Linked DNA regions of Homo sapiens: region 1 is linked to region 2. Evidence: chromatin loops called from intact Hi-C (ENCODE). Cell type or tissue: psoas muscle. All regions are shown on one strand.

Region 1 (5,000 bases), 280 kb after region 2:
AGCTGAATAAATCCTACACACACACAAAGCTAACCTCACTCCAAAGCGTTAACAGAACAAGGCAACCCTCTACTCTTGCTCAGAGAGAGAAACTAAGTGTAGAGCTGTGTATATAATATACTATGGTCTCTGTAAAAGCCACAGAGAAAACACCAGTCTGTGCCTCTTTGTGATTAGGTAAGAAACTAGCAATCATCTTTGTAGCTGAGAAGTGCTTTCTAAATTCTAAAATGCCACTTAATCAACCCCTTGTTAAAGGAATTTTTCAGCAGGTAGGGTCTAACATGATCATACACTCAATAGTTTTATTTTCTAGGTCACTTTCAATTTCAAATATCTTGTCTGATGTTAATGTTCATATATTCATCGTTGACTAAACATGTGTCTTAGTTTCTGTGTCTAAGGCCAACAGAAAGAGAATGGGTCCATAAGAGTCAAGGGCCGGAATTTCTTTTCTTGAGAAGCTGCCCTTGCTGGCTTATGCCAGAGCATGTTTTTTGGCCTCCCTCACAGGCCTCACAGTTCTTTGCCTTTCCTCTGCTTATCTTGACTTACATTTCCATATCGTTGCCCTGAAAAAGGGTAGGTAACTTTGACTTCATGCATCTGAAAATCCTTGATCAGACAGCTTTTGGAGAATGAACAATATTTCAGGAGTCAGGCCTTTTTCCCATGCCTTGTCATTCTAGCAGCCCGGCTTCCCTCCTTACCCAGGGGACAGCACAGTGCTTCTGTTTCAGCTGGGTGGTCCCAGAGAGCTTGAGAAGCCCTGCAAATGGATGGGCAAATTGGAGACCTGAGGTAAGCCAGGTGAGGCTGGTGTGTCTGCAACAGCCAGATGCCTTCAGTTGATTGCGGGGGCTGCATGCAATTTTTGTAATGTGAATTTTGCAAGCCTGTTCTGACATTTTCAACATTGATTTTGCAAACCTACCTCTCTGGATTTCTAAGGACTCTTTGGGAATTATTATTATTTGGTCAGATCATTAAAAATGCAAGGGGAGGGTGCTCTAACCAGTCCAACTCGGTGGCAGATGATTTTTTTGGCTACTCTGGAAAGAAATATTAATCTGAGAAACCAAACTCAACATCAGATGCAGGCAAGACAAAAGGGATAAGCAATGAAAAAGGACAGAAAGCCTTCCCCCTCCTCCAGCACCTGTCCTGCCAGGAGCTGTCCCTGGGGATAAAGGGCTTACCATGAATTTCCTCTGCCCTCTTATTAGACCATTGTACAGCCTCATGAAGCAAGTGTTACCCAAAGGACCACCAGGATGGCTGGGTAGTCGAAGAGAGGGCTTTAATGTCAACATCAGTTTGCAAACCAAACTGATGGAGAGAGTTTCCAGCGTGAATCAAAAGTGCTCTCTCTGAAGAACAAATAGAAGGTCAGAGGTTTTATAGAAAGAAGAAATGTTATGCATTGCTCTTTGAGAAATTTCACCAGCACTAGTAAGGTTCTGAGTAGCTGGCAAGCTCTGATTGGGAAGTGACAGCCATGGGCAAAGCTAGTCTGAGAGTTGCAGCAGGTCATTTCAGGAGTCTTAGATAAAACTGGTTTCAGGCTACTGCAGGCAGTTTCAGCTGCTAGGCCTACAGATAATTACATTTTTGGAGCAATGTATTGTGCTCTGGGTGCTATCCCCACTGGATTCTTGACTGTGTTTTAGTTGGGTGTGACAAGAATGGCCCAATCTGTATGATAAGTTTTCACAAAAGGAAAACTTTTCTTGCAAAAAACAAAGCGAAGATAGACTCAGCAGAGCCTTTCCTCAGCCTTCCTGTAGGACAAATTCTTTCCCCAGTGGGAAAGAATTTACAGGACCTGGGATCTGAATGCTTCTGCCTGGCCTTCTAGTCTCAACCTGGGCTTCAGCCCTCAAACCACCTTCCCCCTTAGGCTTCTTGCGTTCCTTCATTTATCCTGTCTTCACCCCCTGCCCCATTAGCCTCCTTCTCTCGGAGACCGTGGGTGGAGTCTTTCCCACTCCCAAAGTCTACCTGGGTGTTTCTTGGGCTCTTTGCCAGGCTGAGGCCCAGGTGCATCCCCAACACCTTCATGTTCCTTGGTTTTGCCCTGAGGGTTGCAGTGCTCCCACCCCCACCTGGGTACTGAGGCCACTGGAGGTTTTCATGTCAAGTGCCCATGAAGCTGGCTGTCCTGTCCTCAGGACAGGGCAATCTTCCTGCTTGAAACCCATTGTGATAAAATAAATGTCAGGCTCAGCGGGCAGGTGGGGTTTGCATGCTGCCTTGACCTTGGAGGGGCCACTTCACTGCCTCCTGGCTGTCTCTTCAGCAGAACAAATGGAGAAAATAATGGGACAAAGACCGAGCTGAGCAGAAGGGCAGCCACTCCCTTCACCGACCCGCGAGCCAGGCAGAGTAAGCGATGGTGCCTGTGGGTGAAGCCCTGGGTGCAGCTTCCCTGTTCCCACAGTCCCAGCCGTAGGCCCCTCTGCTGCCTCAGTGGACTGGTGATTACTGCTCTGAGCTATGGTGTTCAAGGTAATGTTTCTAAAGAGGGTTGGGGAGCCACGCCCCGAGAGTTCACGCCCTGGTGCAGCCCCTCCAGGGTGGAATCTGGGCCAGGCGCTGACTCACGCCTAACCAGCAGAATACCTACCAGTGAACGGTGTCGGTTTCCCGCCTGCCCGCGAGAGGCCACAGCTGCTGCTGCTTCTCACTGGATCACTCATTCCTGGGAACCCTGAGCCACCCTTCTGGAGAGGCCACAAGACAGGACATGTGGAGACAATAAGAGAGGCCCCTCCACCTGGTCTAACCTCCAGATGACCCCCGGCCCCTCCACCATCGAGCTAAAACTACAGGAAAGACCCCAAGAAAAACAGCGGGAGAAGTGTCCAGCTGAGCCCCCACCCTACCCAACCCAGAGAGGTGACAAAATGGGTGTTAAGTCACTGAGATTTAGGGCAGTCTGTTAAATAGCAAGAAACAACCCAAACAGAACCCAACGGCCTGGCTCCGTCCACCTCTGCGGCTTGCTGGTTGTGCGGCCTCTGGCTGGTTTCTTAACCCCTTGAAGTCACAGCTTTCCAGTCTGTACAACAGGCATAGTCCTGCTCAGACTGGAACTCTGCACATCAGAATCAATGCATAATGGCCCTTGCCGTCATTCATGTCCATAGAATTAAGAGACCCTGAACAGGAAGTTAGGAACATTTCTGCCCCTACAAATGGCTTTCCCTTAGATGAACCAGGTCTGGGAAGCTAGAAGTCCAGTGGCCCCCTATAAGGTGAATGTGTTATGTGCATGAGCAACATGCTTTCTCTTCTCCTGAGAGCAGGGAAGCACTCTCTGTCCCACAGTGGGCAGTGGGCCTGTGGCCCAGAGCCTGTCCACTCCCCTTTTTTTCCTCCTCACACTGACACCCTCTGCAGTGATGGGCCACAGAGGGCACAATCCACCCAGGTTTGGGAGCACAGCCCACGTCTGACTCACTGACAATACAGGGCATTTCCTTCAAAAACAGGGTTTCTGTGCAGACATTTTGTGTGTATTTATATTTTTTGAATTAAATTGTGGCAAAATACACATAACAAAATTCATCATCATGACCGTTTTTAAGTGTTCAGTTCAGTAGTGTTACACACATTCACATTGTTGTACAACCCATCTCCAGAACTCATTTCATCTTGCAAAACAGAAACCCTGTGCCCATTAAACAGTGACTTCCGCCCCTCCCCGCAGGCCCTGCCAGCCGCCCTTCTGCTTTCGGTCTCTATGGAGTTGGCAACTCTAGCACCTCATTTAAGAGGAATCCCACATTATTTGTCTTTTCATGACTGGCTTATTTCACTCAGTATAATGTGTTCAAGGTTCACCCTTGTAGCTTGCATCAGAATTTCTTCCCTTACAAAGGCTGAATAATATTCCACGGCATGTTTGTGCCTCATTGTGTTTACCAGTCACATGCTGATGGGCATCTGGGTTGCCTCCACCTTTGGCTATGGTGTTTAGTGCTGCTAGGAACATGGGGTTACCAATGTCTCTTTGAGACACTAATTTCAATTCTTTTGGTTATACACCCAGAAGTGGAATTGCTAGATTAAATGGCAATTCTACTTTTCCTTTTATTCTAATTTTATTTTATTTTTTTAAGAACCACCATATTATTTCCCGTAGTGGCTTCACCATTTTACAGTTCTACCAATGGTGCTCAAGGGTTCCAATTTCCATACATGCTCATTAACACTTATGACTCCTGGGTTTTGTTTGTTTGTCTAATAGTAGCCATCCTAATGGATGTGAGGCGGTATCTCAGTGTGGTTTTGATTTGCTTTTCCCTAATGATTAGTGATGCTGAACATCTTTTCATGTGCTTATTGACCCTTTGTATATCTTCTTTGTAGAAATGTCTATTCGTGTCCTTTGACATTTTTTAATTGTTTTGTTGTTGTTTGTTGTTGTTTAGTTGCAGGAGTTCTTTATATAATCTGGACATTAACCCCTTATTCTATATATGATTTGTAATATTTTCTCCCATTCAATGGGTTGCCTTTTCACTCTGTTTATTATTGTTTATTATCATTTTTTGTCCTTTGATGCACAAAACATTTCAATTTTGATATAGTCCAATTTATCTATTAGTATTTTTACTCTTGCAGCACCTGGTTTTGGTGTTATATCATTGCCAAATCTAATGTTATAAAGATTTTCTTCTATGTTTTTTTCTAGGAGCTTTATAGTTTTATGTCTTATGTTTAGGCATCTGATCAATTTGAATTAATTTTTTTATATGATATGAGGTAAGGTCTAACTTCTTGCTTTTGCATATGTATTTCCAATTTTCCCAAACCATCTGTTGAAAATTTTACCCTTCCTTCATTAAATGGTCTTGACATCCTTGCTGAAAATCAAGGGTGTATTTCTGGGCCCCCTATTTCATTCCATTGGTCTATATATCTGTCTTTATTCCAGTACCACAATGTTTTGCCTACTGTAGCTTTGTAATATGATTTGAAATCAGGAGGTTTGA
Region 2 (5,000 bases):
GTAAGGAAACTTGGAAGTAGAGTTTCAGAATGTTAACTATTTCTGTATTTAAGTGGAACTTATAAGTAATAACAAAATCTAATAAGTCAATACTTCCTTGAATTAAGGTATATTTTTTCATGGTGAGGACTTGTCTGTCAATTCCAGTTTTAGTCCGTGTATTCATTAGGGATTAGTGTTGTATTTTGAAGGCCTTTTTGAATATCTGCGGAGATAAACATTTTTCTCCTTAAGAGTTATTATATGTTAATTAGTAAATATGAGGCCTCGTATTGTACTGTCCTCGCACTCCTGGAGTAAACCTCTCAGGATTATAATATATTTTTAAATGTAGATTCCATTTTTATTTTTATTTATTTGTTTATTTTTTTGCGACAGGGTCTCACTTTGTTGACCAGGCTGGAGTGCAGTGATGTGCTCATTACTCACTGCAACCTCCGCCTCCCAGGCTTAAGTGATCCTCCCACCTCAGCCTCCTCAGCAGCTGGGATTACAGGCACAGGCCACCATGCCCAGCTAATTTTTGTATTTTTATTAGATATGGGGTTTCACCATATTGGCTAGGCTGGTTTCAAACTCCTGGGCTCAAATGATCTGCCTGGTTGGTCTCCCACAGGGCTGGGATTACAGGCATGAGCCACTGTGCCTGGCCTAGATTCTGTTTTTACATACATGATTTAGGATTGTTTTATCTACAATTCATTTGTATATAGCTTTACTTTATCAGCTTGAAGTATTGCTGTTACAGGTGCCTCCTAAAAATAATGTGGATGTTTTTCTTTTTTTTTTTTTGGACTCTGGTCTTTGAAGATTTAAGAATATACCACAGTGAAACCATTGGGGCTTTTGATGGGTATTTCTTTGATAACTTTCTTGTTTTTGTCTCTGGAGTTTGTAATGTTTAAATTTTCTATCTCTACTGAGGTCAATTTTGGTAAATTGTGTTTTCCTAGGAAATAATTCATTTTATCTAAGTTTTAAAAAATGTATTTGCATTGTGCATAGTAGTCTTTTCTGACTTTTAAAAATGTTCTGTTTTAGTAATTTTCTTCTGTCACTTTATTTTTGTGTTTGTGTTTTTCCCCTTTTTTCCTTGATTCTTTTTCTCTAAACAACCAATATTTTGATTGATTTGTTCTACTGGTTTTGTGTTTTCTGTCTTACTGACTTATACTTTTATCTTTATTGCTTTCTTTGGCTTCTTTTGTTTTTCCCTCTGGTTCATTTTTCTAGGGAGGTGTTTATTCACTGTTTTCATTGCTTTATTTGTATGGATTAAAATATTCATGGCTATACATTTTTTTCTTAAAACTGCTTCAGTTGTATTTTATAGATCCTGTTACATAATGTTTTTATCTTAGTTTGTTTCCCCTTTGTTGCAAGAGGCTTTTATTGTAAGGGTTTTATTCCAGGTAGAAAGAATGGCCTTTCTTTGTATATTATTACTTAAACTTTTTTTTTTTCATTATGATCAGAGAACTTACTGAGATTTTCGTTGCCACTTAATATATTGTTGGTGTTCATGAATGGTCCAGGTACACTTTACTTAAAATTTTTTTTTCGACACGGAATCTTGCTGTGTTTCCCAGGATGGTCTCGAACTCCTGGCCTAAGCAATCCTCCTGCTTTGGCCTCCCAAAGAGTGCTGGGATCATAGGCATGAGCCACCTGCACCCAGCACCCATGTACACTTTATTTTTTTGGAGACAGAGTCTCACGCTGTTGCCCAGGCTGGAGTACAGTGGTGCGGCTCACTGCAACCTCCACCTCCCAGGTTCAAGCGATTCTCCTGCCTCAGCCTCCCCAGTAGCTAGGAATACAGGCACACGCCACCACACCTGGCTAATTTTTGTATATTTAGTAGAGACACGGTTTCACCGTGTTGGCCAGGCTGGTCTCAAACTCCTGACCTCAAACGATCCAATTGCCTTGGCCTCCCAAAGTGCTGGGATTGTAATCTCCCATGTATACTTTAGAAGGTGGATATTTTCTTATCAAATTTTGATAGAGATCCCTCTTGTCTAGTTATTGATTATATTGTCTCTGTCTTTCATGTCTGTATTTTCTGTTCACTTGATCTGTTTTGGGGGGCATATTAATATCTGCTTTCTTATAAGTGTATTTCTATCTTTTTTAACGTTTGCAATTTCTGCTTTATAAAGGGGGCTACTGTGTTTTTGGTACATAGATTTTCACAACTAATATTATTATGAATTATATTTTTAGCATTATGAAGTGAACTTCTTTATTTCATTTAAAGCCTTTGAGCCCAAATTCTACTTTGTTTCATTGCAGGGTAGCAATCTCTGTTTTCTTACTGCTTGTGTTTGCATTCCTTAGGACTGTATTATGTAAGAGGATCATACATGCTGTCTGTTACCTTGTGCCCTCTGCTGCCAGTTGTGGCCATGTGACTGACTTTGACTGATGAAGTATGAGTGGAAGGCACTTCTGCCATGGCTTTTACCCTTCTGTAAGAAATTAAGAAGAGTATATATACCGGATAAGTGCTACATTCCAGAGTAGAGAATGATGACACTTGGAGAAAGAGGCAGCAGTCACAGCCAGTCTGCAGTAAACAAGTCAAGTGACTGAGAGAAGCCTTTGGGAGATGTCAGGGTTATTTGCTGTTATGACAGTTCTAATGAGAGCTGCTTGATTTGTTTGGTATACTTTTGACCATCTCTTTATTTTAAGCCTTTCGGAATAGGTATTTTAGTTGTGTTTCTTGTACTGAGCACAAAGTTGGGTTTTGTTTTTTGAGCAGATCTGAAAATGACGAGTATATGATTGGTTCTTAACTGTCATACTACTATATTTACTGTATATTATATTTTCATTGCTATTTGTCTTCATGTCTCTTTTTTTATTTAGGAAGGTTTGTAATTTTGTTCTACTGGTTACCTTTATGCTATAAATGTTTTTAAATATCCTTAGCTCCTTTTCCTTACTTAGGCGCCTATTATTTTGTTCACTCCAGAAAACTCCTGTTACCTATGTGCTTCTCAGTGAGCACGTTCTACATCTCTTGTTCTCTAATATCCCTTTTTTTTTAAGCTGTTTGTACTTTGTCAGACATAGAAGTGTTTCCCTATTATTTTTCTACCCTTGTCCTTACATTTTGTCTTAGATCTACAATACAACATATGCAGTGACACCACCAGTCATTTCAGCTATGTTTCCTAGTCATCTCTTAGTTATCCCTTGGGTCCTGGCTTACACTGGGGGTTGCATGCTGGATGGCCTGGTTGTATAATCCTTGGCTCACACTTTTTTCCCCCTTGAGTTTCTGGTAAAGCATTGTTCCACTGTTGTTTTGCTCCGTATATTGCTGTTGAAGTCTTAGCCTGATTTTCTTAGTTTTATAAGTAACTTTGAGTTTTTATGTGGAAGCCCAGAAATGTTCTTCATTTATAAAATCTAGTCATCTTACTAGGATATGTTTCACAGTAGACTATTCTGGGTCAGTTTTCCAAGTACATGTAGGCCTGTTCAGTATTTCGATTCATGCCTTTTGTTTCCAGAAAATTTTCTCAGATTGTGAAAATGGGTTTTTTCTTCCCCTCTTTAGGGACTCTCATTACATGGATATTGGCTCTTTGCCCATCCTGTATTACTTTTACTTAGATCCTTTTCTCTTCATTTTTGTTCTCTTGGCTGTTTTCATAGTTTTCCTTATTGTCAGTAGAATCTGCTTTCCCCTTAGGTATGCTATAACAGAGATTTTATTTCTGAGATCATTTTGTCTTTTTATTTCTATCCTTCTAGAATTTGAAACAAGAGTTCATCATCTTATTTTTTTGTGTATTTCCATGATGAGTTTTTAAATTTCTAGCTTATGATGTACTTTCATATCTGTTTAATAATATTTCAGTCATATGGAATTGTTTTCCTGTGCCTTGTGATTGTTTTAGGGAACGTATTTTAATTCTTGTTTCTTTTTTGTTTTGGGGCTTTTTTGGTATGGCTCATTTTTATTTTAATATTTGTTCCTTTTTTACAACTTTTATTTTAGAGTCAGGGGGTACATATGCAGGTTTGTTAACTGGGTATATTGTGTGATACTGAGGTTTAGGGTACAGATGATCCTGTCACCCAGATACTGAGCATAGTACCCAATAGTTTTTCAACTGTTTCTCTCCCCATACCCCGCTAGTGTCCCCAGTGTCTACGGTTGCCATTTTTATGCCCATGGGTATCCAGTGTTTAGCTACCACTTATAAGTGAAAACATGCGGTATTTGGTTTTCTGTTCCTGCATTAATTCACTTAGGATCTTCTTTCTTATGTAGTAGCTTCATATGGATGCTGTTTCTCCTTTCTGTTTAGTGTAGAGAGTCACAGAGTTTCTTGGACACACAATAGCATGTGTTTCTGTGATAGGAGATGAGCGGTTTGTGTGACTTCATGGGTTTCTTAGTTTAAATGCTGCGTTGTGTAGGTACAGTTAAGTGCGGTTTCTTTAATGAATGGTGCTGTGGAGGGGTAGGTTTGTGTGACTTCTAATTCTGTGATACTCTTTTGTTTCAAGAACGTATTTCCATCACTTGCCTTCTTTCCTTTCACTGCCAAACCTCCATAGAGCTGCCCCCACCTTCTAAGTTGCCTTCTCCCAGAAGCAGTGTCTTCTGGAAACTGCAGCCTGTGGCAAAGCCCTTCTATTCAGTTCCCAACTGCAGTGCTCTAACCTGCCAGGTCTTCCACCTGGTCTGGGGTGTTTGCCCACCCTGGTAGGGCACTTCCTTGCTGAGAGTTCTTCCCTGGACAATGATTGCCAGGTTAAACTCCCCTCTCCTGTCGACAGACGCCCCTCTGACTGGCAGCAGAGGCAGTGTTGCTAGCTCTGGTAGTTTTGGATTTTTTATTTCCTAAATTATATTTAATGGAGGCTTGCTGAATACTGCCTCCTTTTGCTGTAGGCACGGATTATGGGTGGTTGTGTATGCTTTTTGTTGATCTATAAGGTTTTTGGAGGATGTGTGGATATATTTATCTAAGCAG

The links. Peaks named below come from ENCODE experiments on the same cell type or tissue, not always from the same donor. Only the 100,000 strongest peaks of a DNase experiment are listed, where the experiment ranks them.
Region 1: a loop joins it to region 2, with 5 times the contacts of the local background. A loop is called at or near these places in 3 of 110 quality-filtered maps.

The regions. Positions count from the first base shown.
Region 1 is chr20:23,134,622-23,139,621 of GRCh38, reverse strand. No RefSeq gene overlaps it. Among named protein-coding and RNA genes, the nearest start is that of LINC00656, 4.5 kb to the right of the region's middle. RefSeq lists an enhancer at 1,990-3,189. In psoas muscle, no CTCF peak of the experiment used is centred here; DNase peaks (open chromatin) are centred at 2,621 and 3,701; H3K4me3 peaks cover 472 bases; H3K27ac peaks cover 4,201 bases.
Region 2 is chr20:23,409,693-23,414,692 of GRCh38, reverse strand. All of the region lies in intron 1 of NAPB (NSF attachment protein beta), which reads left to right. Among named protein-coding and RNA genes, the nearest start is that of NAPB, 9.3 kb to the left of the region's middle. In psoas muscle, no CTCF peak of the experiment used is centred here; no DNase peak of the experiment used is centred here; H3K27ac peaks cover 2,271 bases.